4 separate regions of the Homo sapiens genome follow, and regions 2, 3 and 4 are each linked to region 1. A link is a contact called in ENCODE Hi-C or POLR2A ChIA-PET data. All regions are on one chromosome and are shown on one strand. The core of a region is the stretch at or near the end of the contact, and the rest is flanking DNA. Distances in the headings are between cores, read along the strand shown. Region 1 overlaps SSC5D (scavenger receptor cysteine rich family member with 5 domains). Region 2 overlaps HSPBP1 (HSPA (Hsp70) binding protein 1). Region 3 holds the start of TMEM150B (transmembrane protein 150B). Region 4 holds the start of IL11 (interleukin 11).

What was found. A loop is a pair of places that touch in the nucleus more often than their neighbours do. ChIA-PET counts read pairs that join two places held with the same protein, here RNA polymerase II (POLR2A). Pooled maps may share reads with other maps.
Region 2: a loop to region 1 is called in a pooled map, with 2.8 times the contacts of the local background. The contact joins two enhancer-like sites. A Hi-C loop is called at or near these places in 5 of 168 maps with a recorded cell type or tissue (chondrocyte, ovary, prostate gland and 2 more), 1 of 37 single-sample maps with no recorded cell type and 12 of 50 pooled maps. POLR2A ChIA-PET finds 5 or more read pairs at or near these places in 4 of 52 experiments (B cell, activated B cell, activated CD4-positive, alpha-beta T cell and 1 more).
Region 3: a pooled map shows a loop between it and region 1 (2.4-fold over the local background). The contact joins the promoter of TMEM150B here to the enhancer-like site in region 1. A Hi-C loop is called at or near these places in 1 of 168 maps with a recorded cell type or tissue (CD8-positive, alpha-beta T cell), 2 of 37 single-sample maps with no recorded cell type and 14 of 50 pooled maps. POLR2A ChIA-PET finds 5 or more read pairs at or near these places in 6 of 52 experiments (H1, MCF 10A, OCI-LY7 and 3 more).
Region 4: a loop to region 1 is called in a pooled map, with 2.3 times the contacts of the local background. The contact joins the promoter of IL11 here to the enhancer-like site in region 1. A Hi-C loop is called at or near these places in 3 of 168 maps with a recorded cell type or tissue (chondrocyte, naive thymus-derived CD4-positive, alpha-beta T cell and ovary), 7 of 37 single-sample maps with no recorded cell type and 19 of 50 pooled maps. POLR2A ChIA-PET finds 5 or more read pairs at or near these places in 7 of 52 experiments (GM12878, H1, K562 and 4 more).

Annotation. Positions count from the first base shown.
Region 1 is chr19:55,502,051-55,506,798 of GRCh38, reverse strand. The region is part of intron 12 of SSC5D (scavenger receptor cysteine rich family member with 5 domains); the gene reads right to left. Among named protein-coding and RNA genes, the nearest start is that of SSC5D, 16 kb to the right of the region's middle. RefSeq lists silencers at 2,914-2,963, 3,014-3,103. Within about 2 kb of position 2,903, at least 28 of the 41 ENCODE cell types and tissues checked have a DNase peak (open chromatin) inside an H3K27ac peak, as active enhancers do; they include B cell, CD8-positive, alpha-beta T cell, GM12878 and 1 more, where a contact is called at or near this core.
Region 2 is chr19:55,274,218-55,278,965 of GRCh38, reverse strand. It overlaps HSPBP1 (HSPA (Hsp70) binding protein 1), which reads left to right. Exons shown (of 8, transcript NM_012267.5): 3 at 1,120-1,324; 4 at 4,344-4,568. Among named protein-coding and RNA genes, the nearest start is that of HSPBP1, 3.5 kb to the left of the region's middle. RefSeq lists enhancers at 765-1,265, 2,617-2,726. Within about 2 kb of position 2,090, at least 7 of the 41 ENCODE cell types and tissues checked have a DNase peak (open chromatin) inside an H3K27ac peak, as active enhancers do; they include B cell, where a contact is called at or near this core.
Region 3 is chr19:55,323,042-55,327,789 of GRCh38, reverse strand. TMEM150B (transmembrane protein 150B) reads left to right here and starts at 2,449. Exons shown (of 8, transcript NM_001282011.2): 1 at 2,449-2,518.
Region 4 is chr19:55,368,206-55,372,953 of GRCh38, reverse strand. IL11 (interleukin 11) reads left to right here and starts at 2,491. Exons shown (of 5, transcript NM_000641.4): 1 at 2,491-2,650; 2 at 4,013-4,185; 3 at 4,385-4,471; 4 at 4,583-4,744. The coding sequence starts at 2,644. RefSeq lists a cis regulatory region at 1-795, enhancers at 72-975, 1,711-2,551, 3,395-4,236 and a silencer at 3,549-3,728.

The DNA of each region.
Region 1 (4,748 bases), core at 1,654-4,153:
CTCTGTCACACAGTAGGCATTTGACACATGAACTGACGTTTGTATCTCCAAACTCCATCATCCAGGAAGCCTGAAGAAATGCTGCTCCATAAAAATCCAAACTCCGGCCGGGCGCGGTGGCTCACGCCTGTAATCCCAGCACTTTGGGAGGCCGAGGCAGGCAGATCACGAGGTCAGGAGATCGAGACCATCCTGGCTAACACAGTGAAACCCCGTCTCTACTAAAAATACAAAAAATTAGCCGGGCATAGTGGTGGGCGCCTGTAGTCCCAGCTACTCGGGAAGCTGAGGCAGGAGAATGGTGTGAACCCGGGAGGCAGAGCTGGCAGTGAGACAAGATCACGCCACTGCACTCCAGCCTGGGCGACAGAGCGAGACTCCGTCTCAAAAAAAAAAAAAAAAAAAAAAAAAAAAAAAAAAAAAAATCCAAATTCCACAGGCCTCCAATCTCATCTCCAGTGTCTCTTAGACTTACAATGTCATCTCTCATTTGTTCATTCATTTAACAAATAACATAAAAATTAACTACTGAGTTTCAAGCACTGCCCTAGACACTAGGGATTCCAGATAGATCCATGATAGACAAGATAATATGCCCCTCGCCCAAAGATGTGTGTGCCCCAATCCACAGAAACTGTGAATATGTTACTTTACGTGGCAAAAGGGGACTTGTGGATGTAATTAAGGGTCCAGACCTTGAAATGGAGAAATTATCCTGATTAGCCAAGTGGCCCCAATCTAAGTCCTTAAACTCAGAGAACTGGCTGGGTGCCGTGGCTCACGCCTGTAATCCCACCACTTTGGGTGACCAAGGCGGGTGGATCACCTGAGGTCAGGAGTTCAAGACCAGCCTGGCCAACATGGTGAAACCCCATCTCTACTAAAAATACAAAAATTAGCCGGGAGTGGTGGCACACGCCTGTAATCCCAGCTACTCAGGAGGCTGAGGCATAAGAATTGCTTGAACCTGGGCAGCAGAGGCTGCAGTGAGCCGAGATCATACCACTGCACTCCAGCCTGGGCGACAGAGTGAGACTCTGTCTCATAAATAAATAAATAAAATCAGAGAACCTTTCAAGCCACAGTGAGAGAGAAAAATACGAAGGCAGAGGAAAGGTCAGAGAGATGCAATGTTGCTGGCTTTGATGATGGGGGATGGAGCCACAAGCCAAGGAATGTAGGTGGCCTCTAGAAGCTGGAAAAGGCAGGGAAATGGATTCTCCCCTAGAGCCTTCCAAAGGGAACCACCCTGCTGGCGCCTTGATCTTAGCCCACTAAGCAAGTCTGACTTCTGACCTACAAAACTGCAAAATAATAAGTCTGCGTTGTTTTAAACCACTAAATTTGTGGCGATGTATTATGGCAGCAATTGAAATAGATACAGATCTTTCACAGAGCTTAAAGTCTAGCAGAGATGGATAACACCGATGAAAATTTCTGGCAATGCAAATTTCTCCCACCCTTTGCTTCTCTGAGAATTCATTTCTCCTTGTGGCCTGCTGATGAAATAATATCATCTCCCCTGTGAGGTTTCCTTGATTTCTCTACTACAAATAATCGCTCGTTCCCTGAAATCCTGCAGCTGTTGTTCGTTTTCAGCAAATAACCCTAACAAACAATATTCTGCGGTTTTAAACGATTTCACACACATTTTGTTCATTGAATTGGGGCCTGCAGTCACCCAACTAGTTCTAATCCGGGTTGGAACCACGATTGGAACCTGGTAGGAGAGTCGGACTCCAGACTCGTGCTTCTATTTTAGCATATGGTTCCCAATCCAAGGAGCAAAACGTGTGAAATCACTTAAAACAGGTTATAATCGTGGCTCCTAAGTTAAACTTCTCTGAGCCTCACTTTTTACCCCATCTGAAACACAGGTGTAGCAACAGTTTCTATGGCCTGAAGTTGGGGTCATGCATGCCCAGCACAGACTAGGTGAGCTCTCGTTCCACCTTTCCAACAACCCTGGCGCCCCATTTTTTTTCCAGAGAAAGAAACAGGTGGCCGGGCGCGGTGGCTCACACCTGTAATCTCAGCACTTCGGGAGGCCAAGGCGAGTGGATCACGAGGTCGGCTTTGAGACCAGCCTGGCCAACATGGTGAAACCCCGTCTCTACTAAAAATACAAAAATTAGCCCGGTGTGGTGGCGTGCGCCTGTAATCCCAGCTACACAGGAGGCTGCAGCAGGAGAATCGTTTAAACCTGGGAGGCAGAGGTTGCAGTGAGCTGAGATAGCGCCACTGCACTCCAGCGTGGGTGACAGAGCGAGACTCCGTCTCAATAAATAATAAATAAATAAAACAATATAAATAAGAAACGGGGACTCAAAGAGACCAAGTCACTTTTTCAAGGTTACATTGCTCCTGAAGCTAAGAATGCATGCCTGCCTCGTCTCCCACTCCACCCCGCATACGCCTCCAAGTCTTCCTATTGATAAGGTGGCACACATGGCTGTCTTTTCATTTCACCGGCGCAGTTTGTGATTCTGCATTTATTTCTGCTCATTGGCTGCCTCCCTACCCTACGGGAGGGGTCCCGAGGCCGGACCCGCTGTCTCCGCAGCCGCTGTGCCCGGCACGTGCCCGCCTCCACCACGAGGGGGCGCTATGGGCTAGGGAGGCGCTGCAACCCTGGCAGTCCTTGAACGAGGAGCATCACCTCTCGGAGCTCCCGCTTCCGGCTCTGGAAACGGAATGATAGCTCTAACTCACAGCTGGAGCCCACCCACCCCCAAGTCACGGCGCCTCTAGGGCCTGCTTCCTCCCTCCCTTTCCCCACCTCAAGGCCCGCTTCTTGGGGCCTGGTTGCCCTTCGCCCAGCTATTATTACTGCGGGCGATGCGCCGGCTGGCCAATCAGGAGGCGCAGCGCGCCTGTGACGTCACGAGGTGCGAGGCAGATGAACGCCTGCCCCATCCCGTCCCTCCATTCCCGGGCCCACCGCGCCTGCGCATGCGTGCTGAGCGCCAGAAAAAAAAAAGGCGGGAAAGGACGCTTGCGGCGAGACTCTCCTGCGGGAGCGGGAGGCTTGGGCCTCTCAGGAGGGCACAGGTACGGGGCGCGGGGCGACAGAGGCAGAAACCCAGGCAGCCCCAGACGGCGAGCAGGGCGGGAGAGTGGAAGGGAGGGAGAAGACGGAGAAACAGCGACTGCGACGGGCACAGAGGGAGGACAGAAACGCTGCCCCTTAGGTGGGGAGTGAAACCTCCCGTGAGGGAGCGGCGAGGGCGGCGGGGACGGTGAGAAACGGACAGAGGAGCCCGCGGGAGACAGAAACGGAGGGAAGGGGGCTGACCATGAGAGAAACGAGGGGGAGAGAGAAGAGAGCACGCGGGAGACTGCAGGGAAGGCGCGGGAGATGGAGACTCAGAAAACAACCGTAAGAGACAAAGGAAAAGATACCACAGCGCTGGGCCTGGGGAGAGAACGCAGTGAGAAATGGAGACGATGAGAGTATGAGGTGATATAGCAAAACCGACCGTGAAAAATCGAGTGAGAAGCAGGTGGCGAAGCTGAGAACTGAAAGTGAAAGACAAGAGGACGGAAGATACAGAAACAGTTTGGGCCCAGTGGCTCCCGCCTGCAATTCCAGCACTTTGGGAGGCCGCAGCAAGCCGATGACTTGAGCCCAAGAGTTTGAGACCAGCCTGGGCAACATAGTGAGAACCCATCTCGACAAAAAATCAGGCCGGGAGCAGTGGCTCACCCCTGTAATCCCAGCACTTTGGGAGGCCGAGGCAGGCGGATCACGAGGTCAGGAATTTGAGACCAGCCTGGCCAACATGGTGAAACCCGTCTCTACTAAAAATACAAAAATTAGCCGGGAGTGGTGGCACACGCCTGTAATCCCAGCTATTCAGGAGGCTGAGGCAGGAGAATCACTTGAACCCGGGAGGTGGAGGTTGCAGTGAGCCGAGACCACGCCACTGCACTCCAGCCTGGGCAACACAGCAAGACTCTGTCTCAAAAAAAAAAATTAGCCAGGCATGGTGGTGTGCATCTGTAATCCCAGCTATTCAGGAGGCTGAGGTCGGAGGATCACCTGAGCCTGGGAGTTCAAGGCTGCAGTGAACTGAGATCGCACCACTGCACTTCAGCCTGGGCAACAGAGCAAGATCCTGTCTCAAAAAAGAGAGAGAGAAATTTACCATGAAAAATGGAGTGAGAAACAGAGGTGGTGAAGGTGAGATCTGAAAGAAAAGTGAAAGACTGAGGGGGAAAGACAGATAAATTGACCAGGAAAAACTAGGTGAGAAACAGAGATGAGAGTGTGAGACTGATAATGAAACAAAAAGACAGAAGGACAAGGGAGAAAAAAATAAAGAGAAACTGACCACGAAAACTGGAGTGAGAAATAGATGTAATGAGGGTGAGAAATTGAAAAAGAAAGACAGGGAAAAAGAAATGATGGGAATATGAAACTGACAACGAAAGAAAAAAAATGAGAAAGATGGTGAGAGAGAGCAAAAGAAATTACCATGAAAAAAATACGGCATAAAGACGAGTGTGAGAAATTGAAAATGAAAGGCAAAAAGAGATTGGCACAGAGAAGAAAAGATAGAGAATTTGATCATGGAAAATGAAGTGAGGCCAGGCATGGTGGCTCACACTTATAAACCCAGACATAAGCCCAGCACTTTGAGAGAGTGAGACAGGAGGATCGCCTGAGCTCAGGAGTTTGAGACCAGCCTGGGCAACATAGTGAGCCCGTCTCTACAAAAATTAAAAATGAGCCGGGTGTGGTGGCG
Region 2 (4,748 bases), core at 841-3,340, 230 kb after region 1:
ACAGGCTCTGTAGTCAGACTGCTGTTTTTTTTTTTTTTTTTTGGTGGGGGCAGGGTTGGGGGTGGAGGACACAGTCTCGGCTGGAGTGCAGAGGCGCAGTCTTGGCTCACTGCAACCTCTGACTTCCCGGTTCAAGCAATTCTCATGCCTCAGCGTCCCCAGTAGCTGGGATTAGAGGCATGGGCCACCATGCCTGGCTAATTTTCGTATTTTTAGTAGAGAAGGGGTTTCACTACATTGGCCAGGCTGGTCTCGAACTCCTGGCGTCAAGTGATCCACCTGCCTCGGCCTCCCAAAGTGCTGAGATTACAGATGTGAGCCAGCACGCCCAGCCTAGACTGCTTGGGTTTGATTTCAGGCTTTGCCAATTGCTGACTGTGTGACCTTGGGTAAGTCTCAACCTTTCTGTGACTCAACTTTCTCATCTGCGAAGTGGGGATAACAATGATATATACCTCATAGAGTTGTTTTGCAGATTCATAGCGATAGCTATTATATATAATGTTTAATCGACAATTACTGTATACAGAGCATTATGCTAACCCACTTACATATATGATATCATTGAACCTTTACAACAGTGAGGCATGAAACAGGCACAGAAACATTAAATAGCTCACTCAAATTTACTTAGAACTGTGACTAAGGAGACCTCTGCTCCCCTCCCTCACCCCCAAAAATTCCAGCAGTCACGTATTAGCTCTCATCTCCTTTTTCTTTGAGATAGTCTCACTGTGTTGCCCAGGCTGGAGTGCAGTGGCCTGATCTTGGCTCACTGCAACCTCTGTCTCTCAGGTTCAAGCGATTCCCTTTGCTGCAGCCTCCCGAGTAGCTGGGATTACAGGCTCACGCCACCAGGCCTGGCTAATTTTTGTATTTTTAGTAGAGACGGGGTTTCACCATGTTGCCCAGGCTGGTCTCAAACTCCTGAGCTCAGGCAGTCTACCCACCTCGGCCTCCCAAAGTGCTGGGATTACAGGGATGAGCCACAGCTCCCAGCCGATATTTGTTGACTGAAGGAACATCAGCCCTCAGTTGTTGGCTGTCTTTATTAATGGCTGTTCCTTTGTAATGAATGACTGATGGATCTCCTTCTTTCCTCCTCGCCTTGGTCTCCAGAGGCGTCAGTGGCTGCAGGAGGCCATGTCGGCTGCCTTCCGAGGCCAGCGGGAGGAGGTGGAGCAGATGAAGAGCTGCCTCCGAGTGCTGTCACAGCCCATGCCCCCCACTGCTGGGGAGGCCGAGCAGGCGGCCGACCAGCAAGAGCGAGAGGGGGCCCTGGAGCTGCTGGCCGACCTGTGTGAGAACATGGACAATGCCGCAGGTACCCCGCTTCCCCCGCCAGGACGTTCTGCCCCTCTGTACATGTCCTGCTGCCTCTCAGCTCTTGCCCCTACTCTTGGGGCTCACACCGTCAGCCTCCCTGCTGCCTTCTCACCATCAGCCTGTTCGCCTCCATTGCCATAAGGAGCAAGGCTCTGCCTCACCCTCATGGCAGGTGGAGTCCCCCACTTCCCTGATCAGCTCTGAGATGGCTGTTTCTCTCCTAGTCCTCTGGGTGTCCACTGCCACTCCCCAGAGTACAAGAGGGAAAGTGGCATGGGTGGGGTGGCAGAGAAGGCCTCCCCGGGGTGACGTTTGATCAGAGACCTGAAGTGAGGTGAGAGTTGTGGGATGATCTCTGGGAAAAGCATTCCAGACAGTAGGAACAGCCAGTGCAAAGGCCCTGAGGCCAGAGTGTGCCTGGTGTGTTCAGGAACAGCAGCCAGGCCCTTGAGGCAGAGTAGAGTGAGTGAGGGGCCAGGCGCAGGAAACAGCGCTGGGGTGGGCCTCGCAGATGGGGAGGTAAATGCTGTTTTACTCCAAGCAGCAGAGCTCACAGAAGGTTTGAGGAGAGCTCACTTCCATTTGGAGGGGTTGGGTGGTGTAGCAATTGAGGGTGTGGATTTGGGGTGTCACTTCCTTGGTTCATAGTTCAGGCTGTGCTGCTACATGGCAGTCTGGTTTGGGCAGGTCCTGATTACTTCCTCTTGTACGCAGGCTGGGCCGAGAGAAACCCCCAGGCCCGCACAACACCAGGCACAGAGTAAACGTAACGTGTCAGGCCTGGGAGTCAGGTGTCTTCATTTTGGACAGGGGCTGGACGGAGTTTGGGAAGCCCTCCTCTGTGAGCGCATGCAGCACCCCGAGAAGACCTGCAGTGCAGCCGCCACCCTCTAGCTTACCTTTCCCCAGTGTCTCCCCGTCTTATCCGGGCAGAGAACTCCTGCTCCAATCCGCAGGATGGCTTTTAACGACTTTGCTCTTTCATTCATTTTTTGCTTGTTCAGGAAATATCTGTTGAGCAGCTGCTGTGTGCTAAGCACTGTGCTGAGTGTCCAATCATCACAGCAGCAGCAATTTTACACCTTATTAGTAATCAAATGAGAACGAAAGCCAAAGATACCACTTCCTCCCTGGCCTCGTGCGCTCTCTGTGTATATAAATATAAATATATATGTGTATCTTCTCTGTCTTAATGAAGATGCACAGTGCTGATGAAGGTGGGCTGAGGGGAACATCCTCCCATATGACTGTTTATACCACTTACAGTCAATTCAGAATGTTGTGCAACACCACCTCTATTTCCAGAACTTTTCCATTGCCTGCAAAGGAGACCCAGCACCCATTAGGCCGGCCCTCCCCCGGTCCCCTGGCAACCACTAATCAGCGTTTTGGCTGTATGAATTTGCCTGTTCTGGACATTTCATATAGATGATTATAACGTGACCTTTTGTGTCTGGCTGATTGTGCTAAAGGCGGCGTGCCCATGTTGTGGCGTGTGTCAGAGCTTTATTCCTTTTTTTTTTTTTTTTTTTTTTGAGTCAGTCTCCCAGGCTGGAGTGCAGTGGTGCAATCTCAGCTCACTGCAACTTCCACCTGCTGGGTTTCAGTGATTCTCATACCTTAGCCTCCCAAACAGCTGGGATTACAGGTGCATGTCATCAGGCCTGGCAAATTTTTTTTTTTTTTTTTTCTGAGACAGAGTCTCACCCTGTTGCCCAGGCTAGAGTGCAATGGCGCGATCTCAGCTCACTGCAACCTGTGCCTCCCGGGTTCAAACGATTCTCCTGCCTTGCCCTTCTGAGTAGCTGGGCTTATAGGCGCCCACCACCATGCCCAGCTAATTTTTGTATTTTTAGTAGAGATGAGGTTTCACCATGTTGGCCAGGCTGGTCTTGAATTCCTGACCTCGTGATCCACCCACCTTGGCCTCCCAAAGTGTTGGGATTACAGTCATGAGCCACCGCACCTGGCCAGGCCTGGCATTTTTGTATTTTTAGTATATAACATAGCAAAAACCCTGTTTTGCTATGTTACCTGGGCTGGTCTCGAACTCCTGGCCTCAAGTGATCTGCCCACCCTGGCCTCCCAAAGTGCTGGGATTATAGGCTTGAGCCACCACGCCCAGCTGCTTCATTCCTTTTTATGGCTGAGTAATACTCCGTTGTATGGCTAGAGCAGTTTATATTTATCCCTTTATCCTTTAAGGACATTTGGGTCATTTATGAATGATGCTGCCATGAACTTGAGTATATAAGTATCTGAGTCCCTACTTCTGGTTCTTTTGGGTCTGTGCCTTGGTGCGGAATTGCTGGGTCACGGGGAATCTGTATTTCATTTTTTTAGGAACTGCCACGCTCTCCAATACCACTTTATTTACAAAAACAGGAGGTGGGCTGTGGTTTGCTGACCCTGGGGACATTCAGATTGTCACAAAGACCAGGATCAGTCCTGGCATTTAGTAGTCTGGAGCCTGGGGCCCTAATGCCCCAAATGCTGATGGAATCGAGTTGTACTAGCCTTGGGGGGACCTCTGGTTGGGTGTTTGGAGAGAGCTGCGTCCCTGTGGGAGCCGGCCTGGCTCTCCCGGCCTCAGCAGCTGTAGTGGTCAGCTTAGGGCCACCTTAGCCAAGCACCACAGACTACTGGCTTTAAAAACAGAAATGTATTTTCTCACGGCTCTGGAGGCTAGAAGTTTGAGATCAGGGTGTGGGCAGGGCTGGTTTCTCCTGAGCCCCCCTCTCCTTGGCTTGCAGAAGGCATTTTTTGTGTCCTCCCTCCATGTTGTCCCTCTGTGGGTGTCTGTGTCCTCATCTCTTCTTCTTATCAGGACGCCAGTCAGATTGCATTAGGGCCCACCCTAAGGACCTCATTTTACCTTAATGATCTCTTTAAAGATCCCATCTCCAAAAACAGTCACATTCCAAGGTACTGGGGGTCAGAACATCAACCCATGCATTTTGGGGGGCACGGTTCAGTCCCTAACATCTGGCCTCTCTCTGCTCCCCTCTGTGGCACAGACTTCTGCCAGCTGTCTGGCATGCACCTGCTGGTGGGCCGGTACCTGGAGGCGGGGGCTGCGGGACTGCGGTGGCGGGCGGCACAGCTCATCGGCACGTGCAGTCAGAACGTGGCAGCCATCCAGGAGCAGGTGCTGGGCCTGGGTGCCCTGCGTAAGCTGCTGCGGCTGCTGGACCGCGACGCCTGCGACACGGTGCGCGTCAAGGCCCTCTTCGCCATCTCCTGTGAGTGTCCGGGTGGGGCTGGGGACAGGGGTGCTGGCGGTGGGGGGGGGTGCCGGGTGGGCCCCCGGGATCTGCTGGGGCAGAGGGAGAGGCATCTCCTTCCCTCGTTTGTTCCCATGCTTGTTGGACCCCTGCACGGCTGAGTGCTGCGGGCAGAGTGAGTGGCGCACTCGGCCAAAC
Region 3 (4,748 bases), core at 1,200-3,699, 180 kb after region 1:
AGGTGGCTCACCCTTCCTGAAAGAACTTGATTAGCAGGGAGGACTTCAGCTGGTCTCCAGCCTCCAGCAGTAGCACCTTCAGCAGTGTTTGATTTGGATTGCTATTACATTCTTTTTATGCAGCCTTGACCGATGACTAAGCATGGGGTGGGGAGCAGAGCCTGGCCGTTTCTGCCCAATGTGGACACCTCTAAAGTCAATGTGCTAAAGTGTTTATTTATTTATTTATTAAATTTAACTTTTTGGCCAGGCGCGGTGGCTCTCACCTGTAATCCCAACACTTTGGGAGGCCGAGGCGGGCGGATCACGAGGTCAGGAGATCAAGACCATCCTGAATAACACAGTGGAACCTCATCTCTACTAAACATACAAAAAAAAAAAAAAAAAAATTAGCCGGGCGTGGTGGCGGGCGCCTTTAGTCCCAGCTACTCGGGAGGCTGAGGCAGGAGAATCCTTTGAACCCGGGAGGCGGAGCTTGCAGTGAGCCGAGATCGCGTCACTGCACTCCAGCCTGGGCCAAAGAGCGAGACTCCGTCTCAAAAAAAAAAAAAAAAAGTTAAATTTAATTTTTAAATTATTTATTTATTTATTTATTTATGTATTTATTTATTTATTTTTTGGGACGGAGTCTCGCTCTGTCGCCCAGGCTGGAGTGCGGCGACGCGATCTCGGCTCACTGCAACTGCCGCCTCCCGGGTTCCCGCCGTTCTCCTGCCTCAACCTCCCGGGTAGCTGGGACCACAGGCGCCCGCCACCACGCCCGGCTAATTTTTTTGTATTTTTAGTAGAGATGGGGTTTCACCATGTTAGCCAGGATGGTGTTGATCTCCTGACCTCGTGATCCGCCCGCCTCGGCCTCCCAAAGTGCTGGGATGACAGGCGTGAGCCACGGCGCCCGGCCCACTCTAAGCATTTTAAAGTATAATTCGGTGTCGTCTAGCACAGTCCCAATGTTGTGCAACCTTCGTCTCTATCTAGTTCCAAAACAGTTTCATAACCCCCATAAGGAAACTCCAAATAAGCAATCATTTCCCATCCTCCCCTCTTCCCACCCCTTGCAACCACTGACTTGCTTTCGGTCTCCATGGACTTGCGTATGGGTGATCTTTGCACCACATTTCCCAGCTGACCTGACCGGGGTTCTCAGAACTGCACATGGTCTGTGATTCTTCCACTCTCCCCATCTCCTTTCTCCAGTGTCAGACCCAGACCCACTCACGTTGCAGTCTGAAGTCTCTCCCAGCCACTCCTGGTCTTTCTCCTCCTTTTTCTTTTTTTCTTTTTTTTTTTGTATTTTTAGTAGAGACGGGGTTTCACCATATTGGCCAGGCTGGTCTTGAACTCCTGACCTCGTGATCCGCCTGCCTTGGCCTCCCAAAGTGCTGGGATTACAGGCTTAAGCCACCGCGCCTGGCCTTTCTCCTCCTTTATCCTTCAGCAACCTCATCCCCAGTCAATCTCTTGCTTTTCTTTTCTTTCTTTCTTTTTTGTTTTTTTGAGAGGGAGTTTCGCTCTTGTCGTCCGGGCTGGAGTGTAGTGGCACAATCTCGACTCACTGCAACCTCCACTTCCTGGATTCAAGCGATTCTCCGGCCTCAGCCTCTTGAGTAGCTGGGATTACAGGCGCCCGCCACCATGCCCAGCTAATTTTTGTATTTTTAGTAGAAACGGGGTTTCGCCATATTGGCCAGGCTGGTCTCGAACTCATGACCTCAGGTGATCCACCCGCCTCAGCCTCCCAAAATGCTGGGATTACAGGCGTGAGCCACCGGGCCCGGTCAGACAGGCATTCTTTTAGGGTCTTATGTGGATAACCCCAATAAACCCTCACAATTGCACGAGGGCAGACCATCATGATCCCTGTTTTGCAGACAAGAAAACAGAGGTCCGAGACCCATCTATCTCTAGAGGTGTACATCCCCTCCCTGGGGAAGGTTCTGAGACCTCTGTGTTCCTAGACGTCTACATCCCCTCTCTGGGGAAACTTCCAGGCAGGGGACATAGACATCTAGGGATATAAAAATAAAAATAGGCCGGCCGCGGTGGCTCACGCCTGTAATCCTAGCACTTGGGAGGCCGAGGCGGGTGGAACACCGGATGTCAGGAGTTTGGGACTAGCCTGACCGACATGGAGAAACCCTGTTTCTACTAAAAAAATACAAAATTAGCCGGGTGTGGTGGTGCATGACTGTAATTCCAGCTACTTGGGAGGCTGAGCAGGAGAATCGCTTGAACCCGGGGGCAGAGGTTGCGGTCAGCTGAGATCGCGCCATTGCACTCCAGCCTGGGCAACAAGAGCGAAACTCCGTCTCAAAAATAAAAAATAAAATAAAAAAATAAAAATAAAAATAAAAACCAGTCCCCACCACCAACCACAAGCGGTTTCCTCAATATGAAAGTGCAACGTCATCTTTCTCAGAGGAAAAGCACAGCCTCTTCCCCTCGGCTGAGCCAGGCCAGCAGCCCTAGCTTCTGGAAGGATCCTTCAGGCTCCAGACACCCAACCTACCCGTGGCCGGTGAGTGGGGCCTAATTCCCAACTTGAAAGTAGCTCGGCAGGCTGGAGCCCTGTCCCCTGTCCTCCCAGGGAGGGTCCAAGCAGGTCACATAAGCACCGTGGGGACACCAGTGAGCCAAACTCATCTTTGTGCCAGGACACCGAGTTGGGTATGGAGGCTCAGAGCGGGGACAAGTCTTCCTTAGGATCACCTGGGCTTTCTCGTCTTTATTATTATTATGTTTTTGGAAGAGAAGTGGGAATCAGCCAGGTGGCAAACACAGGACAGGGCAGGGCAGGAGATCAGTGTTGAGGGCCGACGGAGGAGCAGGTAGCATGGACCCCTCCCTCCCCTGGGCTCCCTCATAGCTTTGTGTGACTTCCTTTAGAGGAGCTGTCACCTGCTGATCATCTGTGTTGCCCACAGACAGGGATTCCCCTGAGGGCAGGGGGTGGCTCAGATTCATGTCTGGGCAAACGGAGACCTCCGGAAAAAGAAGCGAAAGGAGGAAGACGAGACCCAGAGGAGAGGCATTTGGCAGCAGAAGGGGTGAGGAGGACTTGGAGAGCTTTGCCCTCTATCAGCCCCACTGGGACAGGATTTATTTTTTATTTTATTTATTTATTTTATTTTATTTATTTTTGGAGACGGAGTCTCACTCTGTCGCCCAGGCTGGAATGCAGTGGTGCGATCTCGGCTCACTGCAACCTCCGCCTCCTGGGTTCAAGCGATTCTCCTGCCTCAGCCTCCCGAGTAGCTGGGATTACAGGTGCCTGCCACCACACCCGGCTAATTTTTGTATTTTTAGTAGAGACGGGGTTTCACTATGTTGGCCAGGCTGGTCTCAAACTCCTGATCTCATGATCTGCCCACCTCGGCCTCCCAAAGTGCTGGGATTGCAGGCGTGAGCCACCATGCCCGGCCACCCAGCTAATTTTTTTTTGTATTTTTAGTAGAGACAGGTTTTCACCATGTTGGCCAGGCTGGTCTCGATCTCCTGACCTCAGGTGATCCACCTGCCTCAGCCTCCCAAAGTGCTGGGACTACAGGCGTCAGCCACCTTGCCCAGCCGACCCTGGCTGTTTAAAAAATAAAAATAAAAAATAAAGGAATGAAACACTAATACATGCCACAACATGGATGAATCTCAAAAACATTACACTGAGCATAAAATACACCAGACGGGTTGGGCGCGATGGCTTCCGCCTGTAATCCCAGCACTTTGGGAGGCTGAGGCAGGGGGATCACTTGAGGTCAGCATTTTGAGGCCAGCCTGGCCAACATGGTGAAACTCTGTCTTTATCAAAAAATGCAAAAATTAGCCAGGCATAGTGGCGGGCACCTGTAATCCCAGCTACTTGGGAGGCTGAGGCATGAGAATCACTTGAACCCAGGAGGTGGAGGTCCCAGTGAGCCAAGATTGTGCCACTGCACTCCAGCCTGGGCAACAGAGGGAGACTCTGTTTCAGAAAAAAAAAAAAAAAAAAAAGGTTGGGCGCAGTGTCTCACGCCTGTAATCCCAGCACTTTGGGAGCCTGAGGCGGGTGGATCACCTGAGGTTGGGAGTTCGAGACCAGCCTGGCCAACATGGTGAAACCCCATCTCTACTAAAAATACAAAAATTAGCCAGGCATGGTGGCACCGGCCTGTAATCCCAGCTCCTCAGGAGGCTGAGGCAGGAGAATCACTTGAACCCGGGAAGCAGAGGTTGCAGTGAGCCGAAATTGCGCCACTGCACTCCAATCTGGGTGACAGAGGGAGACTCTGTCTCAAAAAAAAAAAAAGAAAGAGGCGATGGTTGCATAACATTGGGAGTGCACTAATGTCGCTGAGTCGCACATTTTTTTTTTCTTTTTTCTGAGACAGAGTTTTGCTCTTGTCACCCAGGCTGGAGTCCAATGGCATGATCTGGACTGACTGCAACTTCTGCTTCCCAGGTTCAAGGGATTCTCCTGCCTCAGCCTCCGGAGTAGCTGGGATTACAGGCTCCCGCCACCACACCCAGCTAATTTTTGCATTTTTAGTAGAGATGGGGTTTCACCATGTTGGCCAGGCTAGTCTCAAACACCTGACTCCAGATGATCTGCCCACCTTGGTCTCCCAAACTGCTGGGATTACAGGCGTGAGCCGCCGTGCCTGGCCGAGTCGTACACTTTAAAATGGCTAATGTTATGTGGATTTTATGTCCATTAAAAGACACGAGGTGGCATAGTGAGAGAGGAGGTGGCTGGGACTTCTGTGTCTAAGGGA
Region 4 (4,748 bases), core at 1,242-3,741, 130 kb after region 1:
TCCCCTCACTGACGCAGCCTTGGGCCCCCCACACTGACTCAGCCGGAAGCAGGCCCCCTGAGGGGCGGAGACCCGGTGGTCAGAGGCCTGGGTCCCAGCAGGAGCTGGTGCTGGGGAAGGCCCCTGGGGGGCCCTGAAAGGGGTGGCTGTGACAGACCAGAGAGAGGGAGAGAGAGCTCTTACCTGAGGCGATGAGGTCATGTCCCACCGTGGGGGGGCTGTGACCTCACCTCCTTGGGGACCTGAGCAGTTGCCCTTCCAGTGGTGCTGGATTGGGAAGGGGAAGCCTCCAACCAGCCCGGCAGTCTCGGAGGCTGACACGAGGGGGTCTGCACAGAGCCTCAGAGCCCCCACCACCTCCGCGCTCTCAGTCCCATCCTGTCCTTCCCTGCCATCTAGGTCTGGGGGCTCTCGGGGACATGGCTTGGTACCTCTGCCCCTCGCTTGCTCTGTGGTGAATCCCGGGTCTCCTCTGCCCCCATGCCTGGGGCTGGCCCACTGTGAGCCTGGGTAGGCGTCGCTGCCTCCCCCCTGGCCTGTGGGTCCCCTCCCCCCTGCACTCCTCTCCTGCCTCCACCTCTGTGCGGTGACGTCCAGGGCTCTGGCCCCGGTGGTTCTGGCCACTGTCTCCGTGTCCCCACTGTCCCGTCTTCACCCCATCTTGCTCCTGCCCCATCTCTCTCGAAGGCGACATCTTTTTCTCTGTGTCCCTGATGTGTTCAGAAAAGTTAACGAGGGGAATAAGGATGGTCAGCACTGACTTTGTGCTTCACGTGAATGAGCTCGCTTTATCCTCATCGTGGCATTTAGGCGGATGAGGGTGCATCATTAACCCCCCTTCACAGATGAGGAAACTGAGGCACAGAGGGGGAGAGTCGCACATGGAGGTCTTGCCTCTATGGAGTGTCTCAGCGCCTCTTGGTCCTCAGTCTCCGTCTCTCCTCCTCCTTCCTGTCTCCACCTGCCTCTTTGAGAAAGGCTTTTCAAAAGGCCAGGCGTGGTGGTTCACACCTGTATTCCCACCACTTTGGGAGGCTGAGGCGGGAGGATGACCTGAGCTCAGGAGTTTGAGACCAGCCTGGGCAACATGGCAAAACCCTATCTCTACTAAAAATACAAAAAATAGCCAGGCATGGTGGCGGGTGCCTGTAATCCCAGCTACTCAGGAGGCTGAGGCATGAGAATCACTTGAACCTGGGAGGCGGAGGTTACAGTGAGCTGAGATCACACCACTGCACCCCAGCCTGGGTGACACAGCGAGACTCTGTCTCAAAAAAACCAAAAACGAGGCCAGGCACGGTAGCTCACACCTGTCATCCCAGCACTTTGGGAGGCCGAGGCAGGCGGATCACGAAGTCAGGAGTTCGAGACCAGCCTGGCCAACATGGTAAGACCCCGTCTCTACTAAAAATACAAAATTAGCCGGGTGTGGTGGCGCACACCTGTAATCCCAGCTACTTGGGAGGCTGAGGCAGGAGAATCGCTTGAACCCGGGAGGTGGAGGTTGCAGTGAGCTGAGATTGTGCCATTGATCGCGCCATTGCACTCCAGCCTGGGTGACAGAGTGAGACTCAGTACCAAAAAACAAACAAACAAAAAACAAACAAAAAATGAGAAAGGCTTTTACTCTCTGCCCCCATTGCTGAGTCCCCAACATCTCAGCGTCTCTGTCTTTCTAATATCTCTGTCTCCCCTTTTCTGTCCCTGGGGCCTCTCCGTCCCTGTCACTCTGCCCCGTGTCTCTGTTTGCCTGGTGCCTTTCTTCAGCTGCGGCATCCTCTGTCTCAGAGTCTTGGTGTCTCTGTTCCTTTCCCCTCGGGGTCTCCCTGGGTCTCCCCAAGTCCCTCCTGCTGTCTTCCTCCCGCTCTCTGATCTCTGACTCCCAGAACCTCTCCCTCTGTCTCCAGGGCTGCCCCTCTGATCCTCTTTGCTTCTCTGGTGTGTCTCTCTGGCTGCCTCCATCTCTGTGGATCTCCATCTCCCTGTCTCTGTCTCAGTCTGTCCTTCACTCTGTGTGTGTGTGTGTCTCTCTCTCTCTCCTTCCCTTCCACTCCCTCTTCCTCCTGCCTCCACCTCTCCAGGCCCCTGTCTTGTCCCTCCGTCCGGCCTTTCTCTGCCTTTCCGTCCTCCTGCCTCCCCATCTCTCTCTGCTAGTCCTGGTCCAGCCGGACCCCCACCCACAGTCGGGCCCCAGCGCTTGAGCCTGAGTGTCTGCTCCGGCCCGTGGAGGTGGAGGGAGGGGACGCCAATGACCTCACCAGCCCCTCTCCGACCACCCCCCCCTTTCCCTTTTCAACTTTTCCAACTTTTCCTTCCGTGCCCTCCTCCGAGCGCGGCGGCGTGAGCCCTGCAAGGCAGCCGCTCCGTCTGAATGGAAAAGGCAGGCAGGGAGGGTGAGTCAGGATGTGTCAGGCCGCCCTCCCCTGCCGCCTGCCCCCCGCCCGCCCGCCCCAGCCCCCTATATAACCCCCCAGGCGTCCACACTCCCTCACTGCCGCGGCCCTGCTGCTCAGGGCACATGCCTCCCCTCCCCAGGCCGCGGCCCAGCTGACCCTCGGGGCTCCCCCGGCAGCGGACAGGGAAGGGTTAAAGGCCCCCGGCTCCCTGCCCCCTGCCCTGGGGAACCCCTGGCCCTGTGGGGACATGAACTGTAAGTTGGTTCATGGGGAGGGTGGAGGGGACAGGGAGGCAGGGAGGAGAGGGACCCACGGCGGGGGTGGGAGCAGACCCCGCTGAGTCGCACAGAGAGGGACCCGGAGACAGGCAGCCGGGGAGGAGAGCAGCTTCGGAGACAGGAGGCGGCGGAGGAGATGGGCAGAGAGAGACACAGACAGGAGCGGATGGAGGCAGCCAATCAGAGGCGCCGCAGGAGGGACGGGCCAGACAGGGCCCCGAGAGGGAGCGAGACGCGGAGACCGAGCAGGGGCAGGGACGCAGGGACTGGTGCCGGGAGGGAGGTGACCCCCATCGACCCAGGCCCCAGGGAGCCCGCGGGGACCGGGAGACTCCCTGGGATTCCGGCAGAGAGGCTCCGGAGGGAAACTGAGGCAGGGTCCGCGGAGAGCGGAGCAAGCCAGGGAGTAGCGACCCCAGCCGGGGGGAGGAGAGAGACTGGGCGCGGGGGGAAAGCGGGGAGAGCCGGGCAGATGCGGCCGACGGAGGCGCGGACAGACCGACGGCTGGCGGGCCCGGGGGGCGGGCTGGGGGTGTGCGAGGCGCGGGCGGCCGGGGAGCGCTGATTGGCTGGCGGGTGGCCGGGTGGGCGGGGCGGCCGGGGTGGGCTGCGGGGAGCGAGCTCCGGACCCCCGCGCCCCCCGCGCCCCCCGCGCCCCCCGCCGCCAGCTCTCCCGCTCCCGCGGCCCGGCCGGGCCCATGGCTCTGCCCCTCTCCGCCCAGGTGCGCTGCGGCCCGGGCTTCTGCCGCCCACCCGGCGGGGCTCCTGGGAGGGCGTCTAAGGGGTCTCCCGTGGGAGAGGTCCGTGTCTCCCGGGCTCCGTCCTGGCTTCTGGCTCCTTCCCCTGCTCCCAGCCAGCTCGGGCTCCCGCGGCCCGGGGAGGGGGCAGGTTCTGGCCTGTGCCTCCCCCACCATGCCCCGCCCCGGGGCCCAGATTCCGGCGTCCGGGGGCGGACGGGAGACGCCCGGCCCGTCTACCCGCCCCGGGCCGCGTCTGCTCCGACGGGCGGGGCAGCCAGAGCCAGGGAGGGAGAGGGAAGCCCGCCTGGCCCTGCGACCTGCCCGCGGGCGTTCCACCCTGGGACTTAAGACCTCCAGCTCCATCCTCCCTAAGGCCGGGAGTCCAGGCCCCAGACCCTCCTCCCCGAGACCCAGGAGTCCAGACCCCAGGCCTTCCTCCCTCAGACCTAGGAGTCCAGGCCCCCAGCCTCTCCTCCCTCAGACCCAGGAGGAGTCCAGACCCCAGTTCCTCCTCCCTCAGACCCGGGAGTCCAGGCCCAGGCCCTCCTCTCTCAGACCCGGAGTCCAGCCTGAGCTCTCTGCCTTATCCTGCCCCCAGGTGTTTGCCGCCTGGTCCTGGTCGTGCTGAGCCTGTGGCCAGATACAGCTGTCGCCCCTGGGCCACCACCTGGCCCCCCTCGAGTTTCCCCAGACCCTCGGGCCGAGCTGGACAGCACCGTGCTCCTGACCCGCTCTCTCCTGGCGGACACGCGGCAGCTGGCTGCACAGCTGGTAGGAGAGACTGGGCTGGGGCCAGCACAGGAGTGAGAGGCAGAGAGGAACGGAGAGGAGTCTGCGGGCAGCCACTTGGAGGGGTTCTGGGCTCTCAGGTGGCAGAGTGAGGGAGGGGAAGAGTTGGGGGCCTGGCGTGGGGGATGGAGGGAGCCCCGAGGCTGGGCAGGGGCCACCTCACAGCTTTTTTCCCTGCCAGAGGGACAAATTCCCAGCTGACGGGGACCACAACCTGGATTCCCTGCCCACCCTGGCCATGAGTGCGGGGGCACTGGGAGCTCTACAGGTAAGGGCAAGGGAGTGGGCTGGGGACAAGGTGGGAGGCAGGCAGTGAAGGGGGCGGGGAGGATGAGGGGCACTGGTCGGGTGTTCTCTGATGTCCCGGCTCTATCCCCAGCTCCCAGGTGTGCTGACAAGGCTGCGAGCGGACCTACTGTCCTACCTGCGGCACGTGCAGTGGCTGCGCCGGGCAGGTGGCTCTTCCCTGAAGACCCTGGAGCCCGAGCTGGGCACCCTGCAGGCCCGACTGGACCGGCTGCTGCGCCGGCTGCAGCTCCTGGTAT